2 separate regions of the Homo sapiens genome follow, and region 2 is linked to region 1. A link is an interaction called in ENCODE POLR2A ChIA-PET data of the cell type or tissue named here. Cell type or tissue: B cell. All regions are shown on one strand. Each heading gives the region's core, and the rest is flanking DNA. Links, peaks and the distances in the headings are about the cores only. Region 1 overlaps CCDC57 (coiled-coil domain containing 57). Region 2 overlaps CCDC57 (coiled-coil domain containing 57).

Evidence for each region. Peaks named below come from ENCODE experiments on the same cell type or tissue, not always from the same donor. Only the 100,000 strongest peaks of a DNase experiment are listed, where the experiment ranks them.
Region 2: POLR2A ChIA-PET joins it to region 1 with 12 read pairs; 8 of 35 experiments call an interaction of 5 or more read pairs at or near these places.

Annotation. Positions count from the first base shown.
Region 1 is chr17:82,202,772-82,208,135 of GRCh38, forward strand. All of the region lies in intron 1 of CCDC57 (coiled-coil domain containing 57), which reads right to left. Among named protein-coding and RNA genes, the nearest start is that of CCDC57, 7.4 kb to the right of the region's middle. RefSeq lists enhancers at 2,418-3,219, 2,996-3,175, 3,102-3,396, 3,220-4,021, 3,506-3,565 and 1 more. In B cell, for the core only: CTCF peaks have their summits at 3,248 and 3,453; a DNase peak (open chromatin) is centred at 3,290; H3K4me3 peaks cover 448 bases; H3K27ac peaks cover 762 bases.
Region 2 is chr17:82,103,392-82,108,755 of GRCh38, forward strand. The region is part of intron 18 of CCDC57 (coiled-coil domain containing 57); the gene reads right to left. Among named protein-coding and RNA genes, the nearest start is that of FASN, 7.8 kb to the left of the region's middle. RefSeq lists enhancers at 472-1,385, 1,386-2,299, 2,581-2,630, 2,671-3,000, 3,231-3,620 and 1 more. In B cell, for the core only: CTCF peaks have their summits at 3,085 (motif pointing right) and 4,287 (motif pointing left); DNase peaks (open chromatin) are centred at 3,020 and 4,240; H3K4me3 peaks cover 1,389 bases; H3K27ac peaks cover 1,972 bases.

The sequences.
Region 1 (5,364 bases), core at 198-5,197:
AAAAAAAGAAATCCAGGGGAAGTAGAGGAAGGGAAGATGGGAAACATGGTTTGTCCAGCTATAAGAGCTAGGTTCTATAAAATAGCTTCAACGCAGCACTCTGTCCATTTCACAGCTGAGAAAACTAAGGCTGCTAAGTGGCTACGTGAGGACTGACAGCAGGTCAGTCCCTCAGAACCAATGCCCCTTCCCACCCAACACCCTGCTCCTGGAAGATTCACCACCTGATATGGTTTCGATATTTATCCCTGCCCAAACCTTTGTGGAATTGTAATCCCCAACGGGGGAGCTGGGGCCTGGTGGGAGGTGTTTGGATCATGTGGGCGGACCCCTCGTGGCTTGGTGCCGTCTTTGTGACAGTGAGTTCTGGGGAGATTTGGTCATTTCAAAGTGTGTGGTGACAATGAGTTCTAGTGAGATGTGGCATCTCTCCACCACTCACACTCCCCTCTTGCTTCGTGCCTGCTCCTCTTTCACCTTCCGCCATGAGTAAAAGTTTCCTGAGGCCTCCCCAGAAGCGGGTGCCAACACTGTGCTTCCTGTACAGCCAGGAGAACCGTGAGCCAATTAATCTTTCTTTATAAATTACCCAGCGTCAGGTATTTCTTTCCAGCAATGTGAGAATGGTCTAATATACCATCCGAGAGTACATTCTTTTGTTCTTTTATTTGTTCATCATGGACTGATATTTTGGTAAAACCATAAAAATAAAGTGCTACAAAAAATAAAATTTAAAAACAAAAATCACAAAAACCAATAAGCTGGGCACAGTAGCTCTCGCCTGCAATCCCAACATTTTCTGAGGCTGAGGTGGGTGGGTCATTCAAACTCAGGAGTTCCACGCTGCAGTGAGTGGTCTATTAAAAGATAAAGTTTCTTCTGGCTGGTCCTAGCTGCCCCCAACCCTTTAGAGGTCCAAGTATGAGCTCGATTTGGACACAGAAATCCCCCACAACTCTTCTCTGGTGTCCACACAGGGGAACTGCATGGCCTAAAAGGGCCACACCCAGTTGGGGGACAAGCACAAACTTCCGGCCTGGTGGGACATGGCCGGGGTGCTGCTGCCAGAGCAGGAAAAAGCCCCAGCCTGTCTTAGGGTACCTCTGTATCTCCGGGCACCTCTGCATCTCGGGGCACAGCAATGGTTGTACAAAGTCCCAACTCCCAGAGGGAGCGGGTACAAGGGCACAGCCAGGCTGAGCACCGGCTGTGACGAAGCACAAGGAGGAGGTGGGTAAGGGGCTGCAAGACCCGTGGGCCCCTCCAGAAAGGGCTGGTCAGCAGGGCACACCCGCTGGGGGCACGAGGGCTCCCTGGGGGTCCTGAGACGGCGCTTCTCTGACGAGGCTCTGGAGCAAAGACGGTCTCCTCCATCCCACATGCTTCCTGCGATGCAACCCCCGCGCCCAGCACCCTAGGACCATCACGCCACCTGGACCACCTCAGCCTGGCTCCTCCAAGCTGCTGCGTGCCCACCCATTGCCGGAGCTAACAGGGTCCCTACCGACCATCTCAGCACTCTCCCACGCTCCTGTTCCTCGTCTCCCTCAGCTCCTACAACGGCCCCACCGTCCACCCCGTGTAATGATCCTTGACCTCTTGCTGTCTCCCACCTTGTGCCCACACCTCGGCCACCACAGTGTCTTACCACAAGAGACCTCAACTGGCCTCTGCTGTGCACTCCCACTTTTTTGGCTGCCAAAGGAATCTTTTCAAAAATGCTTTACCAGGGCCGGGCGCAGTGGCTCATGCCTGTAATCCCAGGACTTTGGGAGGCCGAGGCGGGCGGATCATAAGGTCAGGAGATTGAGACCATCCTGGCTAACACGGTGAAACCCCGTCTCTACTAAAAATACAAAAAATTAGCTGGGCGTGGTGGTGGGCGCCTGTAGTCCCAGCTACTTGGGAGGCTGAGGCAGGAGAATGGCGTGAACCCCGGAGGCGAAGCTTGCAGTGAGCTGAGATCGCACCACTGCAGTCCGGCCTGGGCAACAAAGAGAGACTCCATCTCAAGAAAAAAAAAAGGCTTAACCAGGCTTCCCATTCCACTGAGGACATCTGGACCCCAGGCTCCTGCCTGTCGCTGCCACGTGCCCTCAGAGCCTGGGATGTGTGGCAGGTGCCGCTCTGTCTGCAAGGTTCCTCCTAACCGCAGGGCAGGCTCCTCCTGCCAGTGGGACCTCAACCTGAACATCACTGCAGGGAAGCTTTCCTAACTTCCATCTCACGTTGGCACAACGCCATCACCCCAGTGTCGGGTGTAGTGAGTCCCACTGTCTGGCACAGTCTTGGCGACTGAAACATTTTGTACACAGAGGACATGCACACACCTGTGCACACACCTGTGCACACACAGGGAAAGAATTGGACTATCAGCAAATACACATTAAATGATGGAACACCACTGTGATCTCTGATGACTCAGAACCCTTCACACAGTGCCCGTGAGTCATGACAACGGTTCTCTGCAGAGCCTGAGGTCTGCGAGGTCTACGGGCCTCTTCTCTGAGGGACTGCTGTGGCCCCCGTCCTGTACCAGCTGCCCTGCCACTGGGCTTGCCTCCTTAACTCATTGGTCGCAGCCACCCATGGGGGTTGCCGTTCTGAGAATCTGATCATGCAATCTTATCTGGCCTCAAATGTGCCCGCGACTCCTGACCATTTTCAAAATAAAGTCCGATCTCCTTGGCACAGCGTATGAAGACAGACCGAGGACACGGCCCAGCCTGCGTGGCTCCAGCTGCTCCCTGCAGGCCCAGAGCAGCCTTTATCTGCCAGTTCCTGTGCACGTGCTACTCCAGGTCCCCATGCCCCCATCTCCCCACTGGGTGAGGTTCCTTCCCACCAGGTCTCAGGACTCAGCGGGTCACCCTGTTTTCAAAAGCTTCAGGCAGCCAGGACAGGCAGATGGCACGTACCACCCCCTCTATGTGAGATGGGTGCTCCCAGGCCTCTGTGCTCTGCACAGAAGAGCAGCCTGAAAAATCCATACAGCAAGTGACTCGGTGCAGCACCCGGTGAGAGCCCAGCATCTCCAGCGCTTTATCCATCACACTCAGGACCCATAAGAAGCCCCACACACCAAGGGCCTGTAAGTCAGCCGGGCTCGGCTCGCCTTTCCTTCTGACCTCATCATAGAACGGCCTGCTCTGTTTCTGTACAAATCCCATCTCGGGATGATCCCCAAAGCCCCAAGGCTGAGATTAATTGGCTTTCAAAAGCACGGACTCAGCATCTGGACGCAATCTGCCTGTCGGCCAGCAGGCGTCCCCAGCAAGCACCTGGTTTCAAGAAGGACCATGAAGCTTCCGGGTTGGGGAGCGGCAGGAGAAGCCGCCGGGGAGGGAAGGCCTCGCTGTGCGTTCACCCTCTTTCAGGAGAACCAGTGGGGCTCCCTGAACCAGCCAGCTCCCAGCAGGGGCTGGAACAGCATGGGTGGGCATCCCATCACTTTGATTTTCTCATTTTAAAAATACTGAGCTGAGCTAACGGTGATGTTGTAGGTTTACCTGTTGTGGTACAATGACACATCATGGTTTTCTTGCACAGTTCCTGGCTCATAACTCTCACACGTCACAGTCTTTTGTTGCAATGTTGGGCGTGTCAGGCCTCAGGAAACAGAATCCTTCCAGGTCTCCACTCTCACCTGACTTTCCATTGTAGGTCATAAGATCCTCCCCAGAGCTCCCACCCTCTACCCTGGGGGAAGGAATGCTGACTTCAGGAAGCCTCCCTAAACACCCAAGAGGACAGGGTGTGGAGAGGTTCCTGGGGAGTGGTGGGTGGGGTGTGGGGGGGTCCTCCAGGAAGCCTCTTCCCCCATATCTCCCCTTACGCATCTCCTCATCTGTATCCTCTGTAATACCCTTTATAATAAACTGTTACACGTATGTGTTTCCCTGGGTTCTGTGAGTCACCCCAGCAAATCAATCGAACCCAAAGAGGGGGCTGTGGGAACCCCAACTTGAAGCCAGTGGTCAGTCAGAAGTTCCGGAGGCCAGGACTCGCGACTGGTGTCAGAAGCGGGCAGTCTTTGAACCACCATTGCAAAATTATAACTCAGACAGTGAAAGAGATCTGACCTAACCAATTCCATCGTGCTTCTAACCTCCAAGCTCTCCTTGTTCATTCCTGGGTGTAGGCCGAACTAAGTTTAGGAGGAACTTAGTTTATAGTTTGAAACAAAGACAGTAACAGCCCTTTCCCGAAACAAACCCCCTTTTTGCCTGGGGACTAGACTGCCTTTGTAGGACTAACAAATTAGCCAAAAGATTAGAAATTATGGTTTAGGGCCAGGTGCAGTGACTGGCCCCGGTTGTCCCAGCACTTTGGGAGGCTGAGGCTGGATCACTTGAGCCCAGGAGTTCGAGACCAGCCAGGGCCACACGGCAAAACGCTGCCTCTACCAAAAATACAAAAATTAACTGGGGCGTCGCTTGTAGTCTCAGCTACCAGGCAGGCTGAGGTGGGAGGATCGCTTGAGCTTACGACGTTGAGGCTGCAGTGAGCTGTGATTGCACCACTGCACTCCAGCCTAGGTGACAGAGTGAGACCCTGTCTCAAAAATAAAAAAAAAAAAACAAAAAAGAAATTATGGTTTAGGAGTCATGCAGCTACAGGCTACAAGATTCTGACCTTCCCCAAATTGTTCCTGGGGTAACATCACTATTGTAAAACCTAAGATCAATCAGTGCTTGAGATATTTTGCAGACCCTGCACTCCATGGATCAGCTGGCACCCCCGGATTGATAAACTGGCTCATCCGATCTTGTGGCCCCCACCCAGGAACTGACTCGGCGCAAAAGGACACCTTCGACTCCCTACGCTTTCATCTCCAACTCACTGGCCCCCTACACACTAAGTTATCCTTAAAAACTCTGATCCCCGAATGCTTGGGGAGACTGATTTGAGTCATAATAGAACTCCGTTCTCCCGCACAGCCGGCTCTGTGTGACTTACTCTTTCTCTATCCTAATTCCCGTCTTGGTGAATCGGCTCTGCCTGGGCAGCAGGCGGGGTGGACCTGTTGGGTGTTTATGTCTTGGGTGTTTATGTCTTGGGGACTGAGCCCTCACCCTGTGGTCTGACCTCTCTCCAGGCAGGCGGTGTTGGAACTGAACCGAAGGACACCCGCCGAGTCTGCGGCAGAACTGACTGCTCATGTGCTGGTGAAAACCTCCCTCTCCCACCACATTTGATCACAGAAGTCTTCCTCTGTGCTGATGATTCTTGTGGTATCAGAGTAGAGGAAAAACAGTTTGAGTTTTCCAGAAATACCTGTGAATAAAATACACATAAAATAAAATCTACTAAAAATACACAGAGAAGGGGTTTCTCCATGTTGGTCAGGCTGGTCTGGAACTC
Region 2 (5,364 bases), core at 159-5,158, 99 kb before region 1:
CACACAAAGGCTACCACCCTTTATCTCTCAACAATAAGCCTGCCTGACCTCCTGGTCCCGGCCAACGCCCCCATCCCCACTCCCTCCCCCCACCCCCCACACTGGCTGGCAGAGGGTGGGGTATCCCGTGGAAAGGGCTTCCTGCGGGGAAGCTGGTCCTCTGACCAGGCCCTAGTGCTCCACTGTGACCCTGAGGCATCTCCTCAAACCCAGAGGCCTTGGTTGTCCCTCTGTAATGCTCAGGGATTCTGGGGGCTTTGCCCGGCTTGATCCTCCTCAGACAAAGCCTGTGGGGATTTTCAGAAAAAGTGAGCTGAGGGAGGGGGGTGAAGGGCCTGCCCCTTTGCCTGGGAGGCCTGAGCTGGCCCTGCTGGGAGGACCCTGGCTGTATCCCGGGGCGAAGCAGGGAGGTGTGAGTGGGTCACAGTCCCCGGGGCAGGGAGGGGCAGGGAGGGGCAGGGAGGGTGAGCTGGCCCCCTCCCCAGGGCAGGCCGGCCCCTAGCTCAGAATATCCACTTTACAGGCTCTGGTTTCTTCACTGGTCCTTTTCCTGCGGAGCCCTCCTCAGTGATGGTGGCAGGGAACTGGCCATGAGCCCAGGACCCCAGGGCAGCGGACAGCCCCAGCCCAGCCAGTCCTAGGTCAGAGGCACGGAGCTGGATGTGTCAAGGCGGCTGCCCCAGGCGTGACTCCCTGTGACCCCGGATTCTTCTACCTGATGCTAATCTGAGGTCAACCCAGTAACTGGTGTGTAAAAACGCTCTTGGCCTCCACCACTCTCTGCCCCGCCTTCTCGCCTGACCTGTTTTGCCGAGCCTGGCCGGGATTTCTCTTTCTGCGTTGGGCTGACTGGGCCGCAGGGAAACCATGTGGACACACAGTTTGCCGGGCACAGCGTGAGGAACGCGCCTCTTGGGTCCTGCACCCCTCCCCCACGGGCTGCTTGTGCTCTGGCCCCGAACTGAGCTTCTGGAAAGTTCCTGAAACATCCAAGGCCTTGCAGTGATTAACCAGGGGAGGGGGACTGGGGCCTGCTTGCCCCTCCCAGGCTTAACCCCTCCCAGGTCCTGGTGTGTGCTGAGGCAGGGCCACCCAGGCTGGGCTCCGTCCCCTCAGGCGGCTGCACCATACTTGGAGGGTTTTTTAAATTTTTATTTTTATTTTTGAGACGGAGTCTCACTCTGTCGCCCAGGCTGGAGTGCAGTGGCGTGATCTCAGCTCACTGCAAGCTCCGCCTCCCGGGTTCACGCCATTCTCCTGCCTCAGCCTCCCGAGTAGATGGGACTACAGGCGCCCGCCACCACGCCCCGCTAAGTTTTTTGTATTTTTAATAGAGACGGGGTTTCACCATGTTAACCAGGATGGTCTCGATCTCCTGACCTCGTGATCCACCCACCTCGGCCTCCCAAAGTGCTGGGATTACAGGTGTGGGCCACCAAGCCCGGCTTGGAGGTTTGAAGCTGGTGGAATCTCAGGGAGGACATAGCCTGTCCTATTGCAGGGAAGGTGCGGCCCTCACTCCCGTCTCAGCCTGGGGGCATGAGAACTCTGAGCACAAAGAGGACGGAGCTGGTCCCCAGCTTTCTGGCCACCCTGTGAGTTTCTTCTCCTGCACCTGAGCCTCAGCTCAGCTCTTGACCAAGTTGGCCTCTGGTGGCTCATTCTCCAGGCTGCTCCGGGCTCTCTGGGTGCCCCTGGGCACACCTACGTGGCTTCCTAGGGCTTTGGGAAGGGCCAGACGGTGAGCCCACGCCTTCCCTGGTTCTCCAGAGCCTGCCTTGGGGCTGGGGAGGGCCTGGCCCTGATGGCAGCTCAGGCCTCAAGTCCATTCTGTGGCACAGAGGCCCTTCCGTCTCCCTGTGGCCTCCGCTGCTCTGTGTGGTTCACCCCTGCTGTGTCAAGGGCCCTTGTTCTGCTGAACCCCCTCTGGCTGCCACAGGGGTCCTCACGCACCCAAGATCAACCCTTCTCAAATGCATCTAGTTATTTCCAAGTCTCTTGGGAACAAGGCTTTTCCCACCACTGTCAGCACGGCACCCAGGCCTTTAGTGCAGACGGTGACAGTGAATGTGACTTGACTCCCCCCACCCCGAATCTCCAGAAGCTGCGTGCACCTTTCCAGGGTCCCCACGCCTGGGAGGCTCACAGGCCACGCCCACCCGTGTCTCCCCAGCCTGCGTCAACCCTCACCTGCTAAAGTCTCCTAATGGACACCCCCACCCCTGAGCTCCTGGAGCTCAGCCCTGGGGGGTCACCGTGGCCCCGGGGCTGCCTTTGTGGGACTGAGTGTGACAACAGGAGAGCAATGGGGTACAGGGGGAGGGAGGCCCACGTGATCTGGTTCCCACGGTCCCTCCACAGGGGGACACTCCGGGCCTGCTATGTCCAGCTGCCTTCCCCACCTCACTGGCACATGGAGCCTGGAGCCCCCACTGGGCAGATGCACAAGAGGGGAGGGTACTGGACATTGCATGCTCCAGGGCTCTGGGCAGTCCTGCCACCCATCACTCAGCCTGGTGAGGCAGGGCCAGCAGGAAACCCCAGATCCTTCAGGCCCCGCCTGCTGGCCTTTGGAGCAGAGGAGAGGTGGGCCCTCGGGGGCCTGGGCGCCGACCACAGGCTGACCCCTTGTTTCATGCCAGCACCTCCTCTGGGCGCCTGTGGCTACTCCCCCAACGGCACTGGCAGGTCCCCTGCTGCTGCTGAGCCTGCCCAGGCCTGTCTGCTACAGCCTGTCAGTGTTGCCCAATGTGGGCCCCATCCCAGCCCTTGAGAGGAGTCACCTAGTAGTGGGGTGCAAGCTGGAGCCCCAAGGAAGGGAATTCAAGGGAAACACATCGTGGGCATAAGGCTTTGAGAGACGTGGGTCTGTCCCTACCGGAGGCTGCATCACGGAAGGCGGGCACACAGGCCTCACTTGGGCGAGAAGAGACCCAGAGACGCATGGCCTTCCTCCTGGGCCGGCTCCCGACCAGAGCCCATCTGAGCTCAGCCCACAGGAAGGGGAGGTGCCAAGAACCCCAAGCACAGGTGGCTGCAGGCTGGTGGGTGCCGAGGAGGCCACTAGGAGGCTGAGACGGTGAGAGCCAGGGCCAGGCAGTGGCCTGAGAGCTGGACAGCCTCTGGGTATCTCCACACCCCACCCTTCTCCTGCCTTTCAGAAGAGTAAACGCAGGAGAACGCCCTGAGGCCCCGGAAGGAAAGTGACAGGCAGCGGCTGAGCTGGGGCGACAGGAAGTGGCAGCTGTCTCCGCTGTTTCGGAGGCATGGGAACTGTTTCCTGGTCCTAAAGTGAGGAATGCTGGCCTCATGCCCCTTGGGCCAGGACTCTGCACTGAGTGCTGAGTGCCTGGGCTGGTGTTTAGACGACTCGTGGTCTCTGTTGGCACTGTCTGGGGACAGCAAAAAGCAGCAGGGGCCAGTGTGCAGGGGAGATTCTGGGTAAAATTCATGAAAAGGGAACTTTCAAAAGGGGCCCATGGGGCCTTCCCAGGTCTGCCAGGCCAGCTTACAGCTCCAGGTGGGCACCCTAGCATCTCAGGGCCATAGACCAGCAGGTCACCGCCATGTCCCCGGGGAACAGCACTGCCTGCCACTCACTTTGCCTGAGACCCGTGTCTCAGGGCTGCTCCCTGCATGTCTTGGCAGGAGGGCGGACAGCTGGGAAGGAGGCCACACGCTCCTCCAGGGAGCCTGGCTCTGCAGGAGCTACGCCAGCCACACACTTATCAGCTGCCCGACCTGCTCAGGACACTGAGGGCCACATGCCTGGCCAAAGGCCTCTCCCCACTCCCTCTTCTCCCCTGGAGACCAGGCCCCTGGAGTTGCTCTCCAGAGATCTGGGCAATGACCCTCTGGATCCCAGGGTTTTTGGTTCCCCTGGGAAAAGAGGCAAAGGCCCACACACCTGCAGCAGGTTGGGGGTGGGGGGATGCATGGCACAGTGGCTTGGCACCCGGGTGGGGCACAGATGCCGCGGGAGTGGGGAGTGGGGAGTGGCTGCCTCGAACCCTGCTGTGTGGCTTGTCACCCTCCATGGCGTCTCTGCGCCTCCGTTTGACTCCAGCTGCACGGCACACGGGGCGAGGTTAGCATCAGGGGCCAAAGCGGACCCCCGCCAGAAAGGAGGAAGAGGCCCCCAGGTAGGTGCGTGCTTCTGGACCTGGCGCTCGGCACACTGTGAGGATGGGCGGATGGAGTTGGTCTGCAGGTTCCAGAATGAATGGGGCCCTGTTGTGACAGGAGAAGGAGGGCAGCCTGGGTTGAAGAAACACCCCCTGCTGTCCAACAGCTGCACTGCCCGCTCCCCTGGCAACACCTGCCACGTGGACTGGAGAAGACACATTAGCCCTTGGGCTGGAAGTCGTGGACCGGCGTCCACCTGAGATGGGACTCTGGGAGGGAACAGCCGCCGGCCCTCCTGCCTCAGCTGCTCTCAGCATCCTACAGTGCCATCGGGTGCTCTCAGGACAGATGCCTACAGAACAGGCTTTTCTAAAGAAAGGGGGTGGGCTCCAGGGCCCAGAGTCACGGCACGGACGAGGGGGCTTTGGATCACTCTGCACACACCTCAGGATGGAAGTCCTGGTCAGCAAATGCATGAGCATTTCTGGTGGACCCACCTGCTCCTGGGGCAGGCTGGTCTCTATCCCCATTCCCAATCCCACGTGCCTCCTTGCCTCTGTCCACGTGATGTTGGAGCAGCAAGCCTTCTCCAAGCTCAGAGTCAGAGGCCACAGGCCACTGTCCCCTTGGCCAGGCCGCAGTCCTTGACTCTGGAGCACTCGGAGAGCAAGTGGCAGAGACGAGTGACCTGCGGCCGCTCTGGCGCTCTGCCTCCTAGTGAGATGAGTGTCATGGCTTGCCCGGGTCCTGGAGTTGTGCTGAGAGAGCACCTGACCTGTGATCCCACCCCTGAAAACGGGCTCCTCTGTGGACAGCCGGGCTGTTCTTGCTCCTCGAAGGAGTCCCCCAGCCCCTCAGGAAAGAGGTTCGGCCCTGGTCACAGACTGGGCATAAAATCTGCATATTTATAGCAGGGTCCGCCGAAAGCCTAAAACAACAGTGAGTTTCAGGGCAGGATCTCTCTTGCTTGTGTTGCATTGGTGTCATGTTATCGCTGGCTCTGAGTTTTAAAGGGAAATACACAGGGTAGTGCATGTGACGGTGTCCAAGACGCACAGCAGATTTTCATTCACAAAAAAATCTGACCACAAGAGCTAAACGGAAATACCTTCCGCTGTCCTTCCCAAGTCACAGAGCAAACACCTCAGTTCCCAGGGGTCCGCATCAGTTCTGGTGGAGGCGGTGACTGTGAGCGTGACCAGCTGGGCTAATTCGTCCTGACATTTAGTTGGGACAGCT